2 separate regions of the Homo sapiens genome follow, and region 2 is linked to region 1. A link is a loop called in an ENCODE intact Hi-C map of the cell type or tissue named here. Cell type or tissue: B cell. All regions are shown on one strand. Links, peaks and the distances in the headings refer to the core of each region. The heading gives the core; the rest is flanking DNA.

Region 1 (2,919 bases), core at 132-2,631:
CTGGTTTTACGAACATACTTGGAGTATAGGCAGCTCAGGGCCACCTCCCCAAAAAGGACAACAGGTCCTACAGAAGGTTGGTTAGAAGCTGTGGGAACTCCCCTCTCGCCAGTACAAAAAGAGCTCTCCTACTAATTATTATGAATTTCCCAGGACAAAACAAGCGTTTGCAGAATGCTACCCACACTTGGAGCAGATAAACCTCAAACAAAGAGGGCGAGTTGCAGTAGGAGGTGATAACTTAAAAAAAAAAAAAAAAACAGCAAAGACATCCTTGAAAGGAGCAGAATTGTCTCTCTTTAAGGAGCTCAGGCCAAAAGCCTAAAAACAAACGACCTTTTCACTTTTCTCTTCCAGCCACAGAACAAAATGTTATTTTAGCCCAGGCAATAAGCGCTCTCTCTCACCACGGGTGCAGTCTAAACAACTAGCCTGCACAGTGATTCTCATTCCTGGCTACACATAATGATCAACTGGGCAGTGTTGAAAATAACCTAACCCTGGGCCACACCCTGGAGACTGGCTTCATCTTACTGCGGTGGGAGCCCGGGTGATTCCCACGTGCAGTCTGAGCTGAGAATCACTGGATGCGCTTGTCAGATTTGATTCTGAGTTAGATTCCTGAACTGGATGTTCACCTCGGAGCTCTTGCACTTCACAAATCGGTAAACACAGGACTAGCTCTGAACTCAACAGTCAGACCAAAAAGAGACAGTAACCCGAGTCTTTTTTTTTTTTTTTTGGACAGTAATTATATCGAAGTACTCCTTCCCTTCTCTCCTTCATCCCCTCTGCTCCCTAACACCTAATAGGGTTGGCAAAAACAAAAAGATCGTTGATTTGTATAGAAAACAGGAAATCACTCACCATGATATAAGCCAGGTAAAAAAGGAACCAGGATGTGTGAAAGATAAAATCTAGAGAACATTGAGCTAAAGAATAAAATGTCATCAGTCAAAACCAACCCTAACGCGATATTATTTTAAAGCCACGAGGCTCCTACTCCCCATATTTGTACTTCTGATATTCAAGATTAAATTGCCGTGTTATTAGAGGGTAGGGATGGTTTACTGCCTCTAGAGCCCCTAGTGAGATGGAGGAGAAACAGAATAGACCAGACGAGATCACATGAGCAGGGTAACGAAGGATGTGGGGAGACACAGAGGGTGGAGCCGAAAAAAATGAGCTTCCTTTAACCACAACTGTATTACCCAGAACACAGCAGGCACAAAGAGAGCCCCAGCTCACTGCAGAAAATGGTGAACCTAAGGCTGCAGCCACGGCAAGCCACAGCCTGCACCGAGGAGGAAGAGGAAAGCACCGAGGGCCTTGCAAGACTGGAGAGCAGAGGAGGCTGGGCCCGCTGAGGATAGGGGAGGCCGGAGGCCAAGAATCCGCACATACCCTACAGTTGTACCAAGAGTGGGACAAACAGCACCGGTGCCACCAAAATATCATCTTTCTGTTATTATGGACAGTCTCTCCAGTCTTGACTTCTCTAGTCCCCTAAGTTCATGGTTCACAAGCTTGTTGCCCATTAAAAACCATCTAGGGACTTAAAAAAACAAAATCCCAAAGTCCAATTCAAACCCTAATTAAATCAGAAGGTAGGAGACGGGCATCAGTATTTTTTAAAGATTTCCTAAGTGATCCCAACATGCAGCAAAGTTTGAGAAACATTGCCCTAGGTCCACATCAGGACTGAGAAAAAGGAGAGTAGATGGCCGCAGGTGGTGGCGTTACTGCTACAATGTTTTTTTTTGTTTGTTTGTTTTTTGAGACGGAGTTCCAGTCTTGTTGCTCAGGCTGGAGTGCAATGGCGCAATCTCAGCTCACCGCAACCTCCGCCTCCCGGGTTCAAGTGATTCTCCTGCCTCAGCCTCCCGAGTAGCTGGAATTATAGGCATGCACCACCACTCCCGGCTAATTTTGTATTTTTAGTAGAGACGGGGTTTCTCCATGTTGATCAGGCTGGTCTTGAACTCCTGACCTCAGGTGATCCACCCGTCTCAGCCTCCCAAAGTGCTGGGATTACAGGCGTGAGCCACCGTACCCGACCACCAAAATCTTGATGATCAGAGAAAGTAGTTCACACAAGCCCCCTCTCCTCTCACAGGCTGGCTTCTCCCCACCACCCGCCACAATACTTCCCAGCATAAGTCCCTCTGAAAGTTAACAAATATTAACCAGAGAGAGATTAATTAACTGGTTGACAGTATTTCAGGATCCTGTGAGTGACAAAGGAAGGGGTAGAAGCCTCTAGAATTGTCTATCATTTGTGACACAAAGTTTGTGCTCAATAAATATTTATTGACTTGGTACCTAGGATGCCAAAAGTTTCCTATGTCTTTTGGTCTGTCACATAAAAGTCATAGAACCCCTAATCTCTGAGAAAGATCACTTAAAGAAAAATCTTTCATTTATTCAGAACTAAAAAATTCATTTCTTTTACTCACTCCCTCAAACTCGAAAGCCACATAAAACTCTGCATTTGCAGTCTTCCAGGAAGTGTACCCCCAAGGAATTATATGTTTCTGAAAGTGTGGTTTGACCCCTGCAAATGGATTCTTTAGGGTGGTATTTAAAAATGCAGATCCTGGGGGCGCAGTGGCTTACATCTGTAATCCCAGCAGCTTGGGAGGCTGAGGAGGGTGGATAGCTTGAGCTTAGGAATTCAAGACCAGCCGGGGCAACATGTCTCTATTGAAAATACAAGAAGTTAGCCGGGCATGGTGGCAGAGGCCTGTAATCCCAGCTACTTCAGAGCTGAGGTGGGAGGATTGCTTGGTGGGAGGATTGCTTGAACCCAGGAGGCAGAGGTTGCAGTGAGCAGAGATCGTGCCACTGCACTCCGGCCTGGGTGAGAGAGGGAGGCTCTGTCTAAAAAAATAATAATAATAAAAATAAAAAATAAAAAAA
Region 2 (2,868 bases), core at 369-2,868, 50 kb before region 1:
AATATATCAGTGTACAAAGCATGCTGCTGGGCTGGGCATCAGGCGTGGCACAGCAAACAAGACAGACTGACTCAACCCTCAGGGGGCTTACATTCTAATGCAGAAAGCAGATAATTTCAGTTTGGATACATAATACAAATTATCAAAGCAAGGCGCAAAGTATTTTAAAAATAAGGGGTTTGGGAGGCCAAGATCTGACCTATTCTGTAGAAGGACTCCTTAGGAAAGTAACAGTTGAGCCAATCTAAGGATGCTAGATATTCAGTAGGTCAGTGGAAAAAATCAGTGGTTCTCACTGTGGTCAGTGGGTTATTGGTGGTTTCATAATAACTGGGGACTACTCCCAGCACTGAGTGGATGCAGCCAGGGAGAACGATGTCCTGCAGTGTGTGGGTTAGTGCCACACAACGAAGAATTATTCTGTACCCTGTACGACTGTCTAATGTCCTGCTGGACATTTAGGTAGGACCTACAGCTTGTCCGAGAGAGTAACTCATTTGTTTTCTCTGAGACAATCTGTAATTTGTCTTGTCCTATTATCCTTAAGTAAGGTAATTTCGCTCTTTCTTTTCCCATATACAGATTATGTACATAGTCTGTTTTGTCTTTACCCTAACACTGGTTTTCATTCTAGTGTCCCCCACCCGTCTAGTTTCATTTTCCTGTACTTGTTTACAGGAAGTAGCCTCTAATCGGCTCTTAAATCCAAACCTACTCATTACAAGGAAGAGTAAACATCTGTCTGTTTCAAACAGCGTAGTCATGCCTGAGCGTTTACATAATGAAATTCATCTTCTTTTCATTATAAATTTCTTCTTTTCTATTTCTCCTTAATAAGAGAGTTAGGGCATTAAATTGATTTTTTTAAGAAATTCATGTGTGTAAGTAGATTGTATTATCTATGAGTCATTTCAGGTCAGCAAAGAGAATGTTACAAAATATCTGCTCTGAAAAAGGTGAATAGATCTGATAGGGTTTGTGGTTGTCACCGTGACTGGGCGTGGGGGTGGGGGCGCTACTAGCATTTAGTATGTGAGAGCCAAGTATGCAGAACATCTTGCAATACATTGGACAGTTCCTCACAATAAGAAATTACTCTGCACCCTATACGAATTTTGAATGTCTCACTAGACATTCATGTATGACCTATAGCTCGTCTGCAAGAATATATCCTCATTTTCTCCACTTCGACAACTGTACATTTTCTTGCATAGTATCTTTATTTCAATAAAGGTTATTTCGTTCTTTCTCTTATATACAAATAAGTATTGTCATATGCAAAGAAGTTATTGTATCCCTAGTTTTTATTCTAATGCCCACTGATATCCCTGCTTTTACATTTTCCCACATATGATCTGATCTCCTACCTTCTAAGTTCAAATTGATGCATTATAAATAGTTGTAAGCATCTGACTACTTCATTAGGTCTTCAGTTACAGCTGTGCCCAAGTTAGGTACCTTTTATTTCCTCTTTATGTTCATATTAGTTTTATTTAATTTTTAATTTATTTCTAAAATTGTGTGTAGGTGGAGCATATTACCTCTGAATTGGATTTGGAGGATAATAAAGAAGATGTATTTCTATTTGTCGTTTAGAAAAAAAAAGGCAGAAATGCCCATTGAAAACCACTGAACTAGCTAAAAATGGGAACCACAAAACTGAAAGGAAGCCAGAGTGGCTTGCGCAGAAGAAACTAAATGATAGAGGGGTAGGGGAGGGAGAGATCACATGGGGCCATGACAGCGGTTTTGAACTTTATCCTGAAGACTTGATGTGTGTTTTGAATGTGCATTACTAAGTAAATTTTAAAAAATATAACCTTCTTGCTCTGAAGAAAACACAGCAAACAACTTAGAAGGGAACAGAGATATTTAAGAGGTAAAACTAGACTTAGAAACTGCTTAGATGTTTATCAGGAGGGAGAGGAAGGAGTCAAAGATGACTTCCAGATTTCTGCTTGAGCCAATGGGTAGATGGTGATGCTTTTCACTTACATACAGATCCTGAGAGAGGAACAGGTTCATGTGAGGGAGGTAGATGGAGAGTTCCACTTTGGACATATTGAATCAAAGATGCCTGTGAAATATCCAGCTAGTGGTGTCTAATGGGCTGTTGGAAAGAGTTGGACAAACTGCACCCCTACAATGTGAGGGTCAAGTTCAGAAAATGAACACTCCAAAACGAAAGTTACCATGAAAGAAATAAGTCAATGAGAATAAGCATTTGTAGTAACTCTCCCAGAAAATAACTCTACTCTAAAAAAACTATTTTTTTTTTTTTTTTTTTTTTTTTTTTTTACCGGTGGAGCTGTTTAAGCCAAGGAGTTGTGGAGATCTCTGTGATGATCCAAAATCTGACTAATATAAAATCAACTCTGATGCTAATTAAATCTGACTTATAACTTGTCTGCTAAAAGAAATTATAACAGGAAACTTTGGTGACTGGTAAGGAATGTTGAAAAGGGAAAATCAGAAGGAAAAACCTGGTTCATAAGAAGGAAGGAAATATTGGTCCAAGCACGTCAAGGGCTCTAAGTAAAAACCGATGGCACTACAATTCCACATAATCCATTACATTTGGAAAAAGAAGCTCCTGGTAGACACAGGGCCTCTTTGGGATATTGTTCTTTGTTCTGATTCTGTGCTCACCAGGAAACAAATTTCATCTCCGTAGGGGGCCCGTCCTTCAGTAGGAATGGCCCTGCTCCTAGGTTCTTGGCTCACTTGCCAAGACTACAATAGCACTCGCGTTTATCAGTTATGCTTGTGTGAAGCTGGTTATTGCAATTCATTGTTCTCAAAATACTTTCATGAAAAGCCTGACCTGAGAAAAAGCCTTCTCTGTAATCATATTAATTAGAACATAAA

Evidence for each region. Peaks named below come from ENCODE experiments on the same cell type or tissue, not always from the same donor. Only the 100,000 strongest peaks of a DNase experiment are listed, where the experiment ranks them.
Region 2: it touches region 1 in a loop (2.6-fold over the local background); 4 of 110 quality-filtered maps call a loop at or near these places.

The regions. Positions count from the first base shown.
Region 1 is chr7:139,094,255-139,097,173 of GRCh38, forward strand. All of the region lies in intron 1 of ZC3HAV1 (zinc finger CCCH-type containing, antiviral 1), which reads right to left. Among named protein-coding and RNA genes, the nearest start is that of ZC3HAV1, 14 kb to the right of the region's middle. In B cell, for the core only: a CTCF peak has its summit at 1,092; a DNase peak (open chromatin) is centred at 1,167; H3K4me3 peaks cover 1,640 bases; H3K27ac peaks cover 2,500 bases.
Region 2 is chr7:139,043,634-139,046,501 of GRCh38, forward strand. ZC3HAV1 (zinc finger CCCH-type containing, antiviral 1) reads right to left here. Exons shown (of 13, transcript NM_020119.4): 13 at 1-2,868. MIR10399 (microRNA 10399) reads right to left here and starts at 524; the gene lies at 467-524. In B cell, for the core only: no CTCF peak of the experiment used is centred there; a DNase peak (open chromatin) is centred at 1,698; H3K27ac peaks cover 1,898 bases.